Linked DNA regions of Homo sapiens: region 1 is linked to region 2. A link is a contact called in ENCODE Hi-C or POLR2A ChIA-PET data. All regions are on one chromosome and are shown on one strand. Each heading gives the region's core, a stretch centred on a gene start or an enhancer-like site at or near the end of the contact. The rest is flanking DNA. Distances are from core to core; before and after follow the strand shown.

Region 1 (4,826 bases), core at 1,944-4,443, 360 kb after region 2:
TCAACCAATCATCTGATACAACTGTCATATCTTCTTGCTCAAGGATCTCATCTGAAATTTAACAGTCCCATTAATTTAGAGAGCCCGGTAGGCAACATCAGAACAAACTAAAATCATGAAAATCGGATCTGGCATCTAGTAAGTAAACAACTACTTTATGCTCTTTTTCACTTTTTGTAGTTAAAGAAAATGCTAGCAGATGTGACCTTCCTGGCTTTGCAAACTTCTCTGTAAATGATTTGACCAACTTTTTATGTTTTCAACATCATGATAATCTGCAATACATGCTCACAACAATGTATTTCATGTGTATGTTAAGCCAAAGTTGTGTAGACCTTTGTTGTTGTTTGTTTTGTTTTATTTTGCTTTTGAGATAGAGTCTCACTGTGTCTCCCAGGCTGGAGTAGAGTGGTGCAATCACAGCTCACTGCAGCCTCAATCTCCCAGGCTCAATTGATCCTCCCATCTCAGCCTCCCTAATAGCAGGAATTGCAGGTATGCACCACCACGTCCAGCAAATTTTTGTATTTACCATAGAGACAAGGTTTCACCATGTTGCCCAGACTGATCTTAAACTCCTGGGCTCAAGCCATCCTCCCACCTCGGCCTCCCCAAGGGCTGAGATTACAGGCGTGAGCTACTGTAATCTGGCCAAAAGTTCTATTTACAATTTTTAAAAATAGCTTCAACAGATTATAGTAAGTTTGTTACTTGCTATTATATAGTTATCCAACTATAACATTCAAGTTTTGTTTCACAAGTTTCTTTTTATCCTAACACAACCTTCTCACTCTCCAAGCCACGATGTCATCATTATCATCATTTTAAGATCTGAAAATCTGAATTTTAAAAATTTTAAAAGGTCAGCTCCTTCAATATACCCAGCCCCCTTTTTTTTCTATTTCAAATATTAGGGAGTATTCAGTATGACTTTTTTGGGGGAAAACATGCTTGGAACGTTGGAATTGTTATTACTATTTATTATTTGCACCCTCTACTAACCCAATCCAGTCCAATCACCAACACATTCTCCAAAATTTCTTTAAATTGAGATTTTCAAGAGATGTTTATATTAATAAGCAGATTAAGTGACGCATTTACATTTGCTTTCTCTTCCATGCAACATCAGGGTGCCTGCATTGGAAATGGAATACATGACCAGCAAATGAATGGATGTGTCACATGCAAACAGCATGACTGGAAATTTAAGAAGCAAAATGATAAGAACCTTAGGGAACGCAAAATTCATAAAAGTTTAGAATTACAAGAGGCCTTAATAGGCCATTTAATCCATTCCAATAACAACAACCCCAGATGACAATCTATCCTATTTTTAAAAGGCTCCAGATTTCCAACCTCCCTAGATATCTCATTCTGCCATACAACCTTGTCATGTGATTTGGGGGAAATATTATGACTGTTCTTTGCCCTTCCTAATGCTATCTTTTCTCAAATAATATAGCAATACATCTTAACTCACTTCCAAGATATATAAATGTGTATAGGTGCAGAATACGTGTGTGTGTGTGTGTGTCTCTATACATATATACGTACATTTATGCATAAGACAGGCACCTAGGACATTCAATTTTGCTTGTATAAACGCAGGCTATGGAAACACATATATCAAAGAGACATACTCATCCCACACTAATCACAACAGGCACTATGAAACAATGTCACAGAACAATTTTGGTCTAAAAATATCCAGTAGAAATCAATTTCATAAAACCTGAGGTAAATAGGTTTCTTCCCACTATGAATAATCATAGTTTCTTTCCCTTCTACAAATACTGCCCCATTTTGAGCAACCACCACTAACAGAATTGTAAAAATATAATATATACATAGGTACTAGACCCAAACAGACAATGTTTTAACGTTTGATTTTTCAAACCACTTAGCTAACAATCATTTTGGAAAAGGGCCCAGTGAAAAAGATAGTGATGGCAGAGTTCAGCCAGTGATAATGAACTAGCAGCCAGTTTTAATCAAGCAGGCCAGAGAACTGATTCAAATAAAATAAATCATTTTTGGAACAAATATAGAATGAGGAAGTCCCAAGCAAGGATAAAAAAAAATGTGTCTGTTAGGAAATACAATAAAATGTTAACCATGAAATGCCACCTCTGGAGATGGAATTACAAAGATGGGTTAGTTTGTTCAGATTTGTTATTCCCATCATTTAATTATCTCTATATTCTAAGTATTATAGACATTTCTTAAACTAAGACAAATCTGTCCCTGTGTTTCACAGCTCTCTAAGATAACATGTCTTTTACATAACCTCCTGGGAGAGGTGGTACAAGCTCCTGTCCTCCTCGTGTCTCCCAGTAACCTGCCACCCATCACAGAACAGATTTCACCATGTTCCCCGGGGTAGCTCCTGTCATCACCATCATCATCCTCATCTCACGCTTAAGACTAAACAATGCGCCCCGCCTCGCCTCCCGGTTGCAAAGGCTTTATAATTTGTTGTTTTATTGGGGCGGGAGATTTGGAGAAAGGTTTAGCAGATGATGAGCTGCCCTCACCCAAAGGCAGAGGAGAGGAGGAAGACACGTCGTCCCAGCCTCCACCCCGCTAAAGGCGGCCGGCGCCTGGGGACACCGGGGTCGCGGCACTCCCCGGACCCTGAGAGGGAGTCGGCCGCCGCCCGCGGACCGAGCCCCAGCCGGGGCAGAGGAGCTGGTCAGCAGATAAAGGAATGAAGCAGAAAGAGACGCGACCACAGCGGGGCCGGGGCACAGACGTTGTAAGCCGCTGGAGGGGCGGGTCTCTCGGCCCTCTCCGCGGGCGCCTCGGCTTCTACGCTGCTCCGAGGCGCCCGGGCGGCAGGAGGCCTCTAGAGCCGGGGACCCGGGGGATCCGCGGCGCGCCAGGAGGGCTCCCCCAGCTCGCCTGCCGCCCACCCGGGACCCCAGCAGCCCCGCTCGGCTGCAGTCCCGAAACGGCCCCGGCCGGCCCTGCGCGGCCGGCAAAGCACACACGCGCGCGCGCACACACACACACACACACACACACACACACACACACAGGACCAGGAGGACGGTAGATGATGCGTTACCGTACGTGGCTCTGGAGCTGGCGGGGTGGGGCGCGGCTCCGGCGACCCGAGCCCGGCTCCGCAGAGGCTGCGGCGGTCGCGTCCTTTATTTTTGCTGCAGCAGCAGCGACTTGTCAAAGGGAAAGACGTAAGAGGCGGCGGCAGCAGCGGCGGCGTCAGGCGAGTCTCACGAGATTTGGGCGGAACTCTCGCGCAGCCGGGAGCCCTCGCCCCGCCCAACAGGCCCAGCGCGGGAGGTGAAAGGGGAACCGAGAGGAAGGCGGCTGAGGTGGAGTTGGGGGTTGAGCGAAAAGGGGAAAGGGATTTGGGAGCGAGGGGAGCCAAGCTAGGTGCTGGGGACACTTTGCTACCGCGCGGCCCTCACCCTTCAGCCGTCGCGGAATCCGGGCAGCCCCGACCGCCTGCGGGGACCTGACTCCACAGATGAAGCACAATTGGGGGCGTTTCACAAAGGGTGGTGAGGAGTGGGGGGCCATGCAGTGCGCCCCCTTTTCCTCGTGGTGGGCAGGGAAGACCCCGCCGCCAGGCGAAGGGACACGTGTTACGGCCGGCGGCAGGGCCAGGGCCTCACCCCTTTATCTCCGCCTCGCACCCGGCGCCCCACGCTCTTTATCTCTCATCGCAGCGGCCCCGGCCCTCCGGCCGGCTAAGTTCAATCACATAAAAGCGTTTCACTTGACCTACTCTTCCACCTTGTTCATGTCTTTGCGCCTTATGGGACTGCCAGAACCCTGCAGATGCCAGGGCCTGGCTCCTCGGTTTTCTTTTCTGCTTGGGAACACAGTAGTGTCCTTTGGGTGACTTACATCCTTGATCATGACCTCGACCTCCACGTGAAACCCCATGAGGGGAAGGACACAGACTGGCTCAGTCCTCACCATATCTCCAGCGCCTAACATAGGTCCAAGTGGACATTAAATTGTTGAGTGAATACCCCATCTCCATCTTCCTCCTTCTGTACCTGGTTTTACTCCTTTCCAGCCACCTTCATGGTGTCTTTCCTTCCAGATATTCTAACGAGCATCAATTAAACTGACCGATGACTTGGGGACAAAAAATAGAGTTGGCCTCTGCGTTCCAGAAGTTTGCAATCCAATTGGAGGCGTAGGAGAAGCACACAAACATACAAGCCATGAATGTGTCACTAATGTAAGAAATTACGGTATAGACAGACGAGGGAGTGCTTTCCCATGGTTAAATTAGATACATGTTTGTGTGTCACATGAGGCAGTTTAGTCCAAGAGTTAGGAGCCATGTGCTTCACTGTCAGACACTGGTGGGAATTCTGGAATCCCACTTACCCCAGGTGTGTGACCTTGGGCAAGTTGCTTGACCTCTCTGAACCTCAGTTCCTTATGTGTCAATTTATAATGCCAGTTCTTGTTATCACAAGGTTCCTCTGAGGAGTAAAATATATGTAAAGCTCACATACGGCACATATTAAGTACTCATTAAATGATGGGTCTTAGGTGTGTAGCTTTTAAGTTTCTATGTATAAAATGTGTATTTCTGGTAAATGATGTAAGGGAGTAGCTACATGAGGAGTGATGTCATTGTTGCTAGTGCTTTATGATCTGGGTATTGTGTGTGAAGCATACTCAAAAACAACAAGCAAAAGCTCCTCCTTTTAACTTGTTGATGTCATCTACGTCACTCACAAATATGATATTCTGTCTTTCTTGAATTTGTAAAATTGTACTGGTTTTGCCCACTTTTTCTTTTTCTTTTTTTTGAGATGGAGTTTTGCTCTTGTTGCCCA
Region 2 (5,231 bases), core at 206-2,705:
TGTGTCCAGTGTCCACTTCTTTTGAACTTTATTGGAGCTAGGGCCTTTATCAGGAACTGAGAGCCATAGCCATCTCATTGTAAATTCAGACCACCACCTACATGACCTGTGCTGGCCAGCTTGGTCTCATACAGCCCCCTCAGTGTCTGATTCCCCAAGATTTTTATATGTTACCCACATGGGTGCTACGGTCAGTCCCATCATGTTTCCAGCTCAGGAGGCTAAAGGCCCAATCACGAATTTGGTTCTTTGTATTGCACAACAGCAGGGCATTTTAAAGTCAAATTGAGCCAATCCACTCATTTGACACTCAACAAATATTTGCCCATTGCTACAGTGTGCTTAAGAGATTTACCCAAAAGGAACAGAGAAAGGGGTAGGGTGAGAAAACACTGAGGTCAGATTATAATGAGAGTGGTTTTTCTCACTGAGGTTTCACTTGGTATGTCCAAATTAGATAGAGATGTGTTTCTCATTGAGTTTGAAAAGGAAATATTATCTTTAAGTCTTTAGGTTCCCAACTTCATGAAGATGGAGCCAGGTGATAAGTGGCATCAAATGCCATTCTGAGCAACATGTTAAACACTCAGAAAGCAAGATGGGTCCCATGTGGCCTGGTGATTTTCCCTAAATGCATGCAGCTCTTACTCGCCCGGAGGCTTGTCCACAGCTGTGGTGGTTATGACGGTGGTGATGGAGATCACCCACTTTGTGCCAGGCACTCTGAAAAGTGCTTCCCTTACATTCTCTCTAAACCTAACCACCTAACCACACCCTGCAAGGTAGACATCTTACACGTGAGGAAATCAGAGTGCAGGGAGGTGGGTGGATTTGTCCAAGATCGTACTGCCATGTAGGGGCAGAGCCAGGATCTGAATTCAGATCTTGTCGCTAAAGGTTATGACCATTCCATCGTCATGCCATCTCCCACTGCTTCAAAATGGGAAGGAAGTTTCCCATTTTTGAACAAAAGCATCTGGCCAATGGATCTCAAACTTTAGTGTGCATCAGAGTCTGTGTTAATAGAATGCAGATTGCGGGGTCTGAGCCCCAGAGTTTCTGATTCATTAGGTCTAAGGCAGGGCCTGCTAATCTGCATTTCTAGCAACCCCAGATTTGCTGGTGTTGCAGCTAGCCCTGGGACCTTGCTCTGAGAACCACTGCTCTTGGGGTTAACAGAAGATGATGCTACTGCCTCCTCCTCCTCCTCTTTCTGTTCATTTTGACATCTCCAAAACCGATCCATTTCACCTGCCTGAAGAAGAGGGCCGGGGCGAATGCTGCCCTCACTTCTGCCCATCTGTTTCCTGGGAGTCTGTGTGGGAGGCTATAGGCTCCTCACTGACCCAGCGCAGAGGATTCCTGGCTAAGCCATTGGCTCCCAGTTGTTTACAGACACATCTACTCTCAGGTCACTGCTCTCTCTCTCTCTCAACCCCAGGGGGCATTCCCAGGCCTCTCTGGGCTTTCTGTTCTCTCACAGCTTCTCTGCAGACTGAACCTGCTTTCATCTGCTTAGTCAAGTGTGGTTTATGAACTCTGATTGCCTACAACACCCTCTCTTCATTAGTCAGACTTTGGACTGGGAATGAGAGATCTTTTCCAGGGTAATATGGGACACACAGGCTGCTTCTGTCACCTGGGATCCTTGCTGCTCTGGGAAAGATAAACTTTCTAGCATCTTGTTGACCTTCCCAAGTTATAGTTTGACAAGGGAACATATGTTTCAAAGGCTTGTGGACTTTTAGACTTGGAAGAGATCTTGGTGGAAAAAAAGGAAGGGAAGAGAACAAACACTTATTGAGAATCTGCCAAGTGTCAGGCACAAGGCCAGAGACTTAATATGTGCCACAGTATTTACTCTTCACAGTAACCCTATGAGATAGGGTTTGGGTTTTTTCATTTTAATCCCCATATATAGATGAGAAACTGAGATTCTAAGTTTAGCAACTGGTAAGGGTCACACAGCTAGCTAGTGGCAGAACCAGGATTTGAACCCAGGTCTACCCATATTCTCTCTTCTACTGCTCGCCCAGCAGTCCATAGCATTGATGGTCTCCATAATGTGATATCCATTGATTGTCCTGGCTTGCTAAGACACCGTGTGTCAGTCATACAGTGGTCAGTGCTGGGGAAGCAAGGACTAGTCCAGTTAGAGAAGCCGGTAGTGGGTGGTAGGAGGAACTGAGAAAACGGGTCATGGTTGAGTGCTGCATGAGCAGGTGGGAGGTGCCAGGAGTCTGTAGAGTTAGTAACAAGAGCTGCTGGGAGCAGGTCAAAGCAAGCAAGATGACAGTCATCTCCAAGGAAAGATGAGCAGCCAGCCAGGGGCCTCGACTCCGGCAAAGCTAGCCAGGGCTGCTCTAAAGAGCCAGGTGCCAGCCCTCCCGCCCAGGTGTGGGTCTGCTTGAAGACAGTCCCCCTGCCCTCCACGTCCATCAGTGTGTGCTTTGTGCCCAGCATTGTGCCCAGCATTGTGCTAGGTGTTGACGCTCCTTTTTTTTTTTTTTTTTTTTTTTGAGACAGAGTTTTGCTTTTGTCACCCAGGCTAGAGTGCAGTGGCACGATCTGGGCTCACTGCAACCTCCGCTTCCCGGGTTCAAGTGATTCTGCTGCCTCAGCCTCCTGAGTAGCACACACCACCACTCCCAGCTAATTTTTGTATTTTTAGTAGAGACGGGGTTTCACCGTGTTGGCCAGGATGGTCTGGATCTCTTGACCTCGTGATCCGCCCGCCTTGGCCTCCCAAAATGCTGGGATTACAGGCGTGAGCCACTGTGCCCAGCCTCCTTTTTAAAAATAAAATTAAATAAATAAAATATTCTTGTTTTCAAAGAGCTCACAGCTCAGGTATAGGTACAAGCAACTGACTACACAGCCAGATAAGTATTATTTTTAACACGGTGTTTCGTAGCTTAGACTGTCAATTCACATACCCACATGATGTCCAGCGACCCTCATGGGAAGCATTCCCGCAGGGGAGAGAGGAAGGGCCCTGTGCGAAGCATTCTGCTCTTCCACGCCTGACATCGCATGGAGCCTTGGCACAACCCCTTGAGGAGCACAAAGGAGGGAGTCCTAACATCTCCTTGTGGGGGATGGGCAAAGCTTCCCAGAAGTATGGGTAGAAGCTCTTCATGCAGAAACCAGGAAGGCAAGGTCACTGCCATTTCTTCCGCTGTGTCATTTCAGCGTGATAGGCACTTTTAGCTTTAGCTAGAAGGAGGGCAGGGGGCTTGAGACTGGCCTCTTGGCCTTTCCTTTTCCACTGCCATCTGAAAAGCCCTAACTTTTTTACATCTATCTTCCTGCAACAGCTCCCTCCAGAAAATCCAGATGTCTAAAGTGCTAGCAAGCAAAGGGCTAGTGGGTGTGCTTTTAGCCGACATAGTCTGGCTTGTGAACAAATGTTAAGAAGGTCTCTTTTTCCTCGCTCTCTGCCATCCATTTTTCCTCAATGACTATTTTCCTAGAGTTCATCATGTGATAACCATGACAGACCAGGGATAGATGAGGGAGGAGCCATCAATGAGAGACGTCATCTGTCCTCACTGAGTCAGTGAAAGAAAATGTTAGGCTGGAATCAATGACTTATTGAGCATGAGGTCAGAGGGGAGGAGATTTACATTTGTCTCTTAAATAGTGGTGAGTGAGAAAGCAAGTTCTGGATTGGAATTCAGCAGAATGGCTTCTCCCTAAGCAGCTGGAAGACCAGGAGCAGGGAGGACATGGGAAGGGACCCTCAAAAGGAAGCAGAGACATTAGCTAGGTGCTGGGGGTCTGGAAAGGCAAGAACCTTCAGGCAGCCTGGGTGGTCACTCGGCTGAGCCAGCACTGAAGGAGCTCTGGAAGGAGGGATAGCTAGTCCTCCCGCCCACACCAACACCAGCACCGATGTGGCTGCCCCCTCTGGTGTCCTCCATGGTGGGAGCCAGGTTGAATGCTGCTCTAGGACACTTTGTAGAGCACCCATGGGGATACTGTCTCTTCAGTGGACTTCTGACTGAAGCAGGTGGAGACCCTCCCTCTCCTCACCAGCACTGGGATCAGGCTGTGGCCAGGAGCCGGATGGAAAGGCAGTTTCATGTTTGCTCACATAAGGGTGACTATTCGGGGCCAGGGGCGGTGGCTCACGCCTGTAATCCCAGCACTTTGGGAGGCTGAGGTGAGCGAATCATGAGGTCAGGAGTTCGAGACCAGCCTGGCCAACATGGTGAAAACCTGTCTCTAGTAGAAATACAAAAAATCAGCTGGGCATAGTGGCGCATGCCTGTAATCCCAGCTACTCGGGAGGCTGAGGCAGGAAAATTGCTTGAACCCGGGAGGTGGAGATTGCAGTGAGCCAAGAAGCTGCCACTGCATTCCAGCCCAGGCGACAGAGTGAGACTCTGTCTAAAAAAAAAGAGTGATTATCCAGGCTGGTTGCAGTGGCTCATGCCTACAATCCCAGCACTTTGGGAGGCCAAGGTGGACTGATCACTTGAGGTCAGGAATTAGAGACCAACCTGGCCAACAACGTGAAACCCCATCTCTACTAAAAATACAAAAATTAGCTGGGCATGGTGGTGTGCATCTGTAATCCCAGCTATTTGGGAGGCTGAGGCAGGAGAATCACTAGAACCCAGGAGGCGGAGGTTGCAGTGAGCCTAGATCGCACCACTGCGCGCTCCAGCCTGGGCAACACAGCGAGACCTTGTCTCAAAAAAAAAAAAAAAAAAAAAAAAAGGCCAGTCGTGGTGGCTCACACCTATGATCCCAGCACTTTGGGAGTCCGAGGCTGGTGGATCACTTCAGGTTAGGAGTTCAAGACCAGCCTAGTCAACAAGGTGATATCCTGTCTCTACTAAAAATACAAAATTAGCCAGGTGTGGTGGCAGGCACCTGTAATCCCAGCTACGTGGGAGGCTGAGGCAGGAGAAGCGCTTGAACCAGGGAGACGGAGGTTGCAGTGAGCCGAGATTGTGCCACTGCACTCCAGGCTGAGCAATAAGAGTGAAACTCCGTCACAAAAAAAAAGAAAAGAAAAGAAAAGAAAAAGAGTGACTATTCAGACAAACCCACCAGATTTGCTTAATCCTCACAACAACCCTAGGGACTATTCTGTTTTTTAAGTGAGGAGAAATTCACATAACATAGAATTAACCATTTTAAAGTATAAAATCCAGTAGCATTTAGTACATTCAGAATATTGTACAACCACCACTTCTATCAAGTTGTGAAACATTTTCATA

What was found. A loop is a pair of places that touch in the nucleus more often than their neighbours do. ChIA-PET counts read pairs that join two places held with the same protein, here RNA polymerase II (POLR2A). Pooled maps may share reads with other maps.
Region 1: a pooled map shows a loop between it and region 2 (4-fold over the local background). The contact joins the promoter of HERC1 here to the enhancer-like site in region 2. A Hi-C loop is called at or near these places in 7 of 50 pooled maps. POLR2A ChIA-PET finds 5 or more read pairs at or near these places in 2 of 52 experiments (A673 and activated T-cell).

The regions. Positions count from the first base shown.
Region 1 is chr15:63,830,755-63,835,580 of GRCh38, forward strand. It overlaps HERC1 (HECT and RLD domain containing E3 ubiquitin protein ligase family member 1), which reads right to left and starts at 3,194. Exons shown (of 78, transcript NM_003922.4): 1 at 3,073-3,194. RefSeq lists enhancers at 2,350-3,215, 3,216-4,079, 3,253-3,382 and a silencer at 2,583-3,012.
Region 2 is chr15:63,472,821-63,478,051 of GRCh38, forward strand. No RefSeq gene overlaps it. Among named protein-coding and RNA genes, the nearest start is that of USP3, 29 kb to the right of the region's middle. RefSeq lists enhancers at 579-638, 1,559-1,868, 2,459-2,578. Within about 2 kb of position 1,456, at least 17 of the 41 ENCODE cell types and tissues checked have a DNase peak (open chromatin) inside an H3K27ac peak, as active enhancers do.